Linked DNA regions of Mus musculus: all the other regions are linked to region 1. Evidence: chromatin loops called from intact Hi-C (ENCODE). Cell type or tissue: heart. All regions are shown on one strand.

Region 1 (2,500 bases):
ACCTCACACAAAAACAAAGCAGAACAAAACAAATAGTCAAGAAAGGAAAAGAAAAACAAAGTTAGACTTTTTTCTGATGTTAAGTCTACTAGTAGTCTAAGAGGTCAATGGATTATATTTAAAAATAATTGAACTCGAAAACTCCCCTAACTTTAACACTTACCTAATTGTTCAATGACAGCAAAACTTCATGTACACTGTGAGTCAGAAAGCCAGTTCCTAGTTAGGTCGAATCCCGACCAAGCAAGTGAATCGGTGCTGGCGCTCCCAAAGCTCAGAAGAACATGGCTTAGGGAGTTCTCCTTGGAGGGGAATCAGTGCTCTGGGTTTGGCAACTCGGAGCAAGTAACTTTCACCTACAAAATAATGTTATTTCCTCCTGTGTTGTCTGTAACCCACCTCCAGGCTTACATTCTATTTGACCTTGCGCAGTGGGTAGTGTAGATTAATCTGCACCATCCTCTGCGTCCTAGGACATTTGACCTGAGGACATTTGGCTTTCTTTCTGCTGTACGCAGACACTAATTTTATTATGAACAACTGCTCCGTTCTAAGGAGTCCCCGGAGGTCTCAGCCATCATAACATAGCAGAACGGAGCTCCATCGCAACATAGAGAAGAGAATATTAAAACTGGGTAGATGGGTTCCAGGCCAGGCTGCAGGTACAATGCCCTGTGACCCCACAGAGCACTGGGACTAGAGTTCTGCCTTCACTTAATTGAACTAACTGAAGCTAAACCTGGGTTTCCAGCAGATATAGACGTTTCCAATATTCCTGGAAGCCCAAAGCCAAAATATCACAAAAGGGCATTTCAGCTCCGAAAAGCAGTTTCCGAATAATTTTTAGAATATAAGCTTAGTAATTAATGGGGGGTGGGGGGGAGGTGGGGTGTGTGTGTGTGTGGGGGGGGTGCCACAGCTCTCGTCAGAAGACAAGTTTCCGAAAACCACTATCTCCTTCTACAAGGATTCACAAGATTGAACTCAGGGTGTCAGCTCATGGATGGAGTGCGTTTTCCTGCTAAGCCCTGACTTCTGTCTTCAGCACCAAGTAAATAAATGCCCTGTCACGATCATTCTTCCCCAAGGTCCGTGTCAGCTAACCTCAAAACAACTCTTCCCTTGTCAGACAAAAGCAAGCTGATCGAGTATGCATGCGAAGCATATTTCGCACTGTAAAGACCGTAGGTGCTTGTGCAGAGAGCACCTGGCATGAGTTTTCTCCGCTCCAGCTTCGTCTGTCCTCCGAGTCAGGACAGGGACTCCGCCGAGAGGCCAGAGGGCGCGCGCGCGTCCTCGCCTTTCCCGCCAACTAGGCGGGGACGCAGCCCGGCCTCCCCCACGGCGACCTCTTCGCGGGCGGGGCGGTTCCTGTTCCGGGTCACAAAGCACCCGGATGCGCACGTGCTTTATAAGCGCCCGGCGCCGTCCGGCCCCTCCTTTCTGAGCCCCGGCGGTGCGCGCTACGGAGCTCGGCCAGCCTGCTCCGTCCTGACTCACCGCTGTTCGCTCCTGCTGAGGAACAAGTCGGTCAGGAAGCCGCGCCTCAGCCATGGTGAGGTGGGGGGCGTCGCCACGCGGCCTGGGGCGTCGGCGGGGCTCGACTTGCTGGGGCGCCGGGAGCGCAGAGCCCGGGAGAGGGCTCCCGCCGCGGCGAGGGCCCGGGAGAGGGTCCTCATGGCGGTTGTGTAGGAGTGGGCCTCCACTTACGGGTCGCTGTTTGTTTTTCCCGCCTGGGTGATAACAGGCATTTAAAGATACCGGAAAGACGCCCGTGGAGCCCGAAGTGGCGATTCACCGAATTCGAATCACGCTCACCAGCCGCAACGTGAAGTCGCTGGAGAAGGGTCAGTACGATGCTCGGGGTGGCTTGGTGATCGCTGGGGCGCGGTCGGCGATGAGGAGATACCAACCGTATTGAGTTATAGTGATATTTCTTATACGCTATTCTGAGCCGATAGGCGAACTTGTTTAAAACGCCTCGAGTCATTCTGAGTTAACTGAAAGACCATGCTTTCTTAACCCGCAGTTTGTGCGGACTTGATCAGAGGCGCCAAGGAAAAGAATCTGAAAGTGAAAGGACCGGTGCGCATGCCTACCAAGGTAAGGGACAGGTAGACTCGAGTACTGGTAGACTGGTGGGGAGGGGGAAGGTCAGAGTTTGATTGCCAAATAAATTCAGAGATTAAATTTACATTCCTAAGAATACAAGTTATTAGGGGCCAAATGTCTGGTGGCGATTGAGTATGATACCTTTCTTAAAGCAAACTCCAAAACTCTCTAGTAAAGGTTGCTGAAACCTGTTAACATACAGAGAAAATGGTTCAGAAATGGACTAATTTTGTTTTATTGCAGACTTTGAGAATCACTACCAGAAAAACACCTTGTGGTGAAGGTTCCAAGACCTGGGATCGATTCCAGATGAGGATCCACAAGCGACTCATTGATTTACATAGTCCTTCTGAGATTGTTAAGCAGATTACTTCCATCAGTATTGAGC
Region 2 (2,500 bases), 100 kb before region 1:
ACCAAATAATCATTTATGCCATGAACTTCATTGAAAATACCCAGCCAGTAGAAGCGTCTTGACAGGAAGGGCACTCAGTACAAAGTCCAACTATCTCTAGAAGCCTTTCCTCTTCGGAAGATAGTTTACAAGACTGCCTCTTCCTGAGAGAATACCAGAACTAAGAAAATCTACAGTCTTCTCTTCATGTCTCCCACAGAGCTCCGCTTGATCGTTCATGCATATAATAATCTCGACAATCTGATACGAACACAATTCACACTGCGTCCTGATCATGAGATTCTGTTGTTTCATTATCATCAGCCAGAAATTCTTTTAAAAAGTATCCACACAAAACAGGCATCAAATTTGCTGCTTCAGGCTATTCCCGTTTTACTGCTTTTTATTCTGGATACTAAATGCACTATAAACATGGTTTTCCTAATGTCACCTCCTTCGTATGAATTCCTGTGTTAACAGAAAAGGAAGAGGAAATGTCAATTTACATGGAGGAGTGTGGCTGAAGGACAAGATGGAGTGCCCTGCTAAAGAGGCCTTATCTGTTTACTTTTTGAAGGTGCAGGAGTGAACAACTGTTACAACACTGTACTACTTCCAAGATGACATTCAGAAAGAAAACCAGCCTGAGGGAAGACTGCAAACCTACAGCACATCTGAGAAATAGTGCTAAAATCTACTCTAAAGGGCAAACTGCTTACCAAAAAAGTTCCTGATTTCCCACTCTTCGCAGCTTTGATCCGCAGTGGGGGAAGGGCACGTTACTGAACAAGTCCAGGCCCCCCAGGCTTCTCAGAGTCTGGTCTGTGAGTGTTAAATCCGGAAACAGAAATACAGCACACCATAAACCTGGGTACAGAGTACCAGGGACAAAATGTCAAAGTACACATCACAGGGATCTGAGAGGTCGGAGACGAATCTCCAAGAATGTAACTCCCGGACCGCACCGCCTTCCGAGGTGCCGCGCCGCAGAATCGGACGGTGGAGGGCGGGCACAGGTAAACACCACAAAAGGGGCTGGGAAGGAAGGGGGCGGCGTAGAGCGGGGACCTGGGGAGGGCAAGGAGGGGAGTGACACAATCCGGGGTGCCCAGACCTGCATGGGGTCACCTTCCGCTGCCCCGGCCGGACGAATCGCGTGGCGTGAGTAGCGGCAGGAGCATGCCGCGCCGCGGAGGGTTTGGCGCCACGAACTAGGGTCTGCCCTCGGCGCAGTGCTGTCCCGGGCCTGCTGTCCAGGGAGGGAGGGGCCGGAGACCACTCACCACAGGCCACCACTCAGCCAGCACCCGGGCCGGCTGCAGTTCCAAACACGTCAGTGGCTCACGCAGCAGGACCTTAAGTAGCGCGCACCCCAACGTGCTGCCCCCGCGCCCCCCGTTCCAGCTTGTCCAATCCACGCACGCCGCTGCCAGATTGACAGGCGCGCGGAACTCTGTGAGGTTGGGGCGGGCTCAGTTCGCTCCGCCCCCGGGCAGCGGGAGGAGGGCTCAAGCAGGAGGAGCGGGTGGGACGGCGTGAGACCCCGCCTTCTCCCCGCCCCACCGCGCCCCCCGCCCTTCAGCATCGCTCTTACCACTTCGGCCTGATGGGCAGCCACGTCAACCAATGAGCTCATCTGGACCCGGCGGCGGCCGCTCGGACTGGCCAGGCCCTGGGCGGAGCGTGAGGAGGGCGGGCACCTCGGCGGGCGGGGGCCAGGGCGGGCCGGCGGGCGGGCGCGGGGCGGGGGCGGGGGCGGCGGCCGAGCGGGCGGGGGGGGGGGTGGGGGGGGGTAGGAGGCGGCGGTGGGCGCGACGTCGGCGGCTGCGGCGGCGGCGGCGGCGGCGGCGGCAGCTGCAAGTTGAGCTGCAGGGGCAGCGCATACACTACAATGGCTGCTGGAAAGAGGCGTAAGGAAACAATTTCCAGGCCCGCCGCGTCCAGCCCGAAATATGAGAAAAAAATTATTAGAAATTCCGCGGGCGGTGTAAAGGCGGCGGACGGGCCGGAGGGAGGATGTTAAAGCTCCGCGGTGAGTTCTCCGGGGGTCCGGGGCGGCGGGGAGGCGTTTAGCGGGAGGAATATCAGGGTTATTTAAATTATGGGACTAGCCGAGGGGGCAGAGGAGCCGCGGCGGCGGCAGGAGGAGGAAAAGTTTGTGCTACTCCCAGCCCCTGCTCAGGACCCCAGAGAGAAAAATAATAATAAAAAATCAAATAAAATCGTGCGGCGGGGCTGCAAGGACTCCCGAGGTCGCTGCTGACAGGGCAGGGGGCGACGCGACTGGGGACCCGAAGGTGAGGTCGGTGGGAAAAAAAAAACCCTTTTATTCAGGGTCTGGAAAGTTTGAAAAGTTTTCCTCCTCCTCCTCCTCCTCCTCTCTGGTGCTGTGAATATTGTGACAGCGGCAGCGGCAGCAGAGAGAGCGGAAGACATTAGAGACCCGAAAAATAAGGGAAAAATTAATATAAATTCGGTTTTGAGAGGAAACTCTCCGCGTTTTCCACCAAAACATCCCGGG
Region 3 (2,500 bases), 88 kb before region 1:
CAGCCCCCGTGTTAACCGGCTAAGAGCTCAGTCCTATCCTGTGTGTATCTGGTCTTCCTACTGAACTGACATTGGAGGGCAAAGGCCATAGACAACCAGCTTTCTCTTTACTCTGTTTGAGAATTAGGCATATAGTAAATGTCTGGTACAGCCTACAGGACCAATTGTGGTGAAGTGTCTGAACAAACATTGTACAGCAGTTAGGAGCTATGTGATAAAAAGTCATCTGCCTGAAAAGCATCCTGAAGAATAAATATTTCACCACCTTGACCTTGAACCCCTACATTTGGAGGAAGCTGTGACTACTGAAATTGTGTATTACAGTGTTACTTGTACAGTGTTACTTGTATATCCATCTCATGCTAAGAAAATAAGTATTTAGCCTCAGTAATATGAATATCATACTAGAATAACAGTTCAAAGTCTCAAACCAGTTGTGTGCATTTCTTAGTTCCTGGAGCCTGTGACCATTGTACATTGTACATAAATTGTTTGTCTTTGACATGATCCACTATCTTTCATGACAGAACCACCGTGTTTTTAGCATATGGACAACAGGTTCACTGTACAACACTAAGGTAATGCTGCCTTTACAGATCGTTTGAACTCTTTATTGTGGGCCAATACAAGATAGAAAAAAGTTGACAGATGAGTAGAATTAATTCTTGTATCATAACCAGTTCTGACAACTCCAGAGCAGTTAGGCTTGCTTCAACCACTCCCCCACCCAAATACAGCCGCCTCATGGAGATCGTTTGATATAAAATTGTTTCATGTCATTTGTATATTGTTTTAGGTCTTTCCTAAAAGTACAGACTCTAAAAGTTTGACTTTACATGGGATGATTGACATTTGTTTGTCTCTAAGCTTCTACTAATACCTTTGTGCAGGTGAGGGGGAGGAGAATATCTATTCCATTAAGGAAGAGGAACTTTCTAGTCATGACCACAAGGTGGCACAATGACTACAGCTTTCTGGTATCCATTGAGAATTGGCCAACTCAAGAAAAAGGTCTTATCTCCTTAAATGTTAAATATGCATGGAACATGCAGAGAATTTTCCAATCTGTCCATCCTCAGTCGTTTGTAGAGACAACTGTCTTCCTTATCCGTTGGGCCAACAGAGTAGAAAGGGCCCTCTTGCCCTTCCTTCCTCTCCCTCTTTTCTATTCACTCAGCAAACACTCGATCACATTCCTCCTATGTGTTCCGGATTCTAAATGCTGAGATGAAGACATGGGCAGTAGAAGCAAGACCCTGGCTCTTGCAGTCTGAATCCTGTGCCTGAGAGCTTCTCTGCTGTCCTTGTTACTTCTGAAGCCATCGTTATCTGTCTTCCTCAAGCTGAATCCAACCATGGGTTTATATCATCTACGTCAGTTTTTGTTCAGCATGCAAAAGAAGTACTAATCAGCATCTATCAGTGATTAATTTTGGTTTATTCATGATTATCTGTGGCTTTTCTACTTCCCATTTACCCAGTTAGTCAAGAATTGGCAGTGTGTTCCTTATAAATGCAAAATTACATTCAGCGTTAGACGGATATAAATACAAATAAATGTATACATTGAAGTCCACATAGCATTTCTTTATGATCAATGCCAGTAAAACGGTTTCAAAAGATAAAGAAGGCCAATAATGCAGCCAATACATGGAGTTATTACAGATTTGAAATATACTGGGTTGGTATTAACTTTTTAACCAAGTGAACCTACTGTAAATTTATTTAGTTAAAATTACATCTAGTTTAGAAATGTCTTTTGCAAGGAGTAAACAAGAATGTAAAAGTATTGTTTAGAAACTATTGCCCAAATTGCCATTCTATTTCACTCAAAAATAGTTTCTTTTAGTTGTGATTTGGGTTTAACTGTGACTGTAAGATATACTCTGTCCCTCTATATACATAGAATCATAAGTACTTCACCAAATGTCACTTTACTGCTTGAGTGCATAAGCCTTTTATATGAAATGTTCTTTTTCTTTCTCTGTTGACTGGTATCTATAACAGGAGGAGTGGTCAGTCCTTATTTTTATAATTTATCATTATGGTATGAATGTGTGTATTATATGGGAGAGACATACTTGTATCATGACACACAACATGCAAAGTTACATTCAGCATTGCACAGATAAAAATATATATAAGTGTACACATTGAAGTCCACATAGCATTGGAGGTCAGAGGACAATTTTGTGGAGTTGATTCTCTGCTTCTACCTTTTACTTAGGTTTCAGGGACTGAGCACAGGTTTCTGGGCTTGCTCAGCAAATATCTTTTCCCACTGAGCCATCTCACCAGCCCTAGTCCTATACATATCAGGACATTGTAAAGCAGCACTCTTTGCTGAGTAGCCCACTAAATGCAAGAGATATGTATATTAAGCCCTCAGGACTATACTAAAGACTATGCGTGTTACTCTGTTTAGCTAACACGACATTGTAGATTAAGTATTCACTTCTATCCTTCTAAGGAAAATGTTGAAGATAAATAAGGTTCCCAT

Evidence for each region. Peaks named below come from ENCODE experiments on the same cell type or tissue, not always from the same donor. Only the 100,000 strongest peaks of a DNase experiment are listed, where the experiment ranks them.
Region 2: a loop joins it to region 1, with 2.8 times the contacts of the local background. A loop is called at or near these places in 21 of 42 quality-filtered maps.
Region 3: it touches region 1 in a loop (11-fold over the local background); 21 of 42 quality-filtered maps call a loop at or near these places.

Annotation. Positions count from the first base shown.
Region 1 is chr4:3,834,539-3,837,038 of GRCm38, reverse strand. It overlaps Rps20 (ribosomal protein S20), which reads left to right and starts at 1,384. Exons shown (of 4, transcript NM_026147.6): 1 at 1,384-1,555; 2 at 1,748-1,847; 3 at 2,030-2,103; 4 at 2,356-2,500. The coding sequence starts at 1,553. It overlaps Gm32823 (a long non-coding RNA gene), which reads right to left and starts at 1,390. Exons shown (of 5, transcript XR_881078.2): 1 at 1,105-1,390; 2 at 164-356. It overlaps LOC115490074 (a small nucleolar RNA gene), which reads left to right and starts at 1,893; the gene lies at 1,893-1,960. In heart, a CTCF peak has its summit at 1,294; a DNase peak (open chromatin) is centred at 1,378; H3K4me3 peaks cover 1,893 bases; H3K27ac peaks cover 1,821 bases.
Region 2 is chr4:3,937,725-3,940,224 of GRCm38, reverse strand. It overlaps Plag1 (pleiomorphic adenoma gene 1), which reads left to right and starts at 1,820. Exons shown (of 6, transcript NM_019969.3): 1 at 1,820-2,011. It overlaps Chchd7 (coiled-coil-helix-coiled-coil-helix domain containing 7), which reads right to left and starts at 1,337. Exons shown (of 5, transcript NM_181391.4): 1 at 1,094-1,337; 2 at 699-846. In heart, no CTCF peak of the experiment used is centred here; a DNase peak (open chromatin) is centred at 1,494; H3K4me3 peaks cover 2,500 bases; H3K27ac peaks cover 2,114 bases.
Region 3 is chr4:3,923,022-3,925,521 of GRCm38, reverse strand. All of the region lies in intron 1 of Plag1 (pleiomorphic adenoma gene 1), which reads left to right. Among named protein-coding and RNA genes, the nearest start is that of Plag1, 14 kb to the left of the region's middle. In heart, a CTCF peak has its summit at 950 (motif pointing right); no DNase peak of the experiment used is centred here.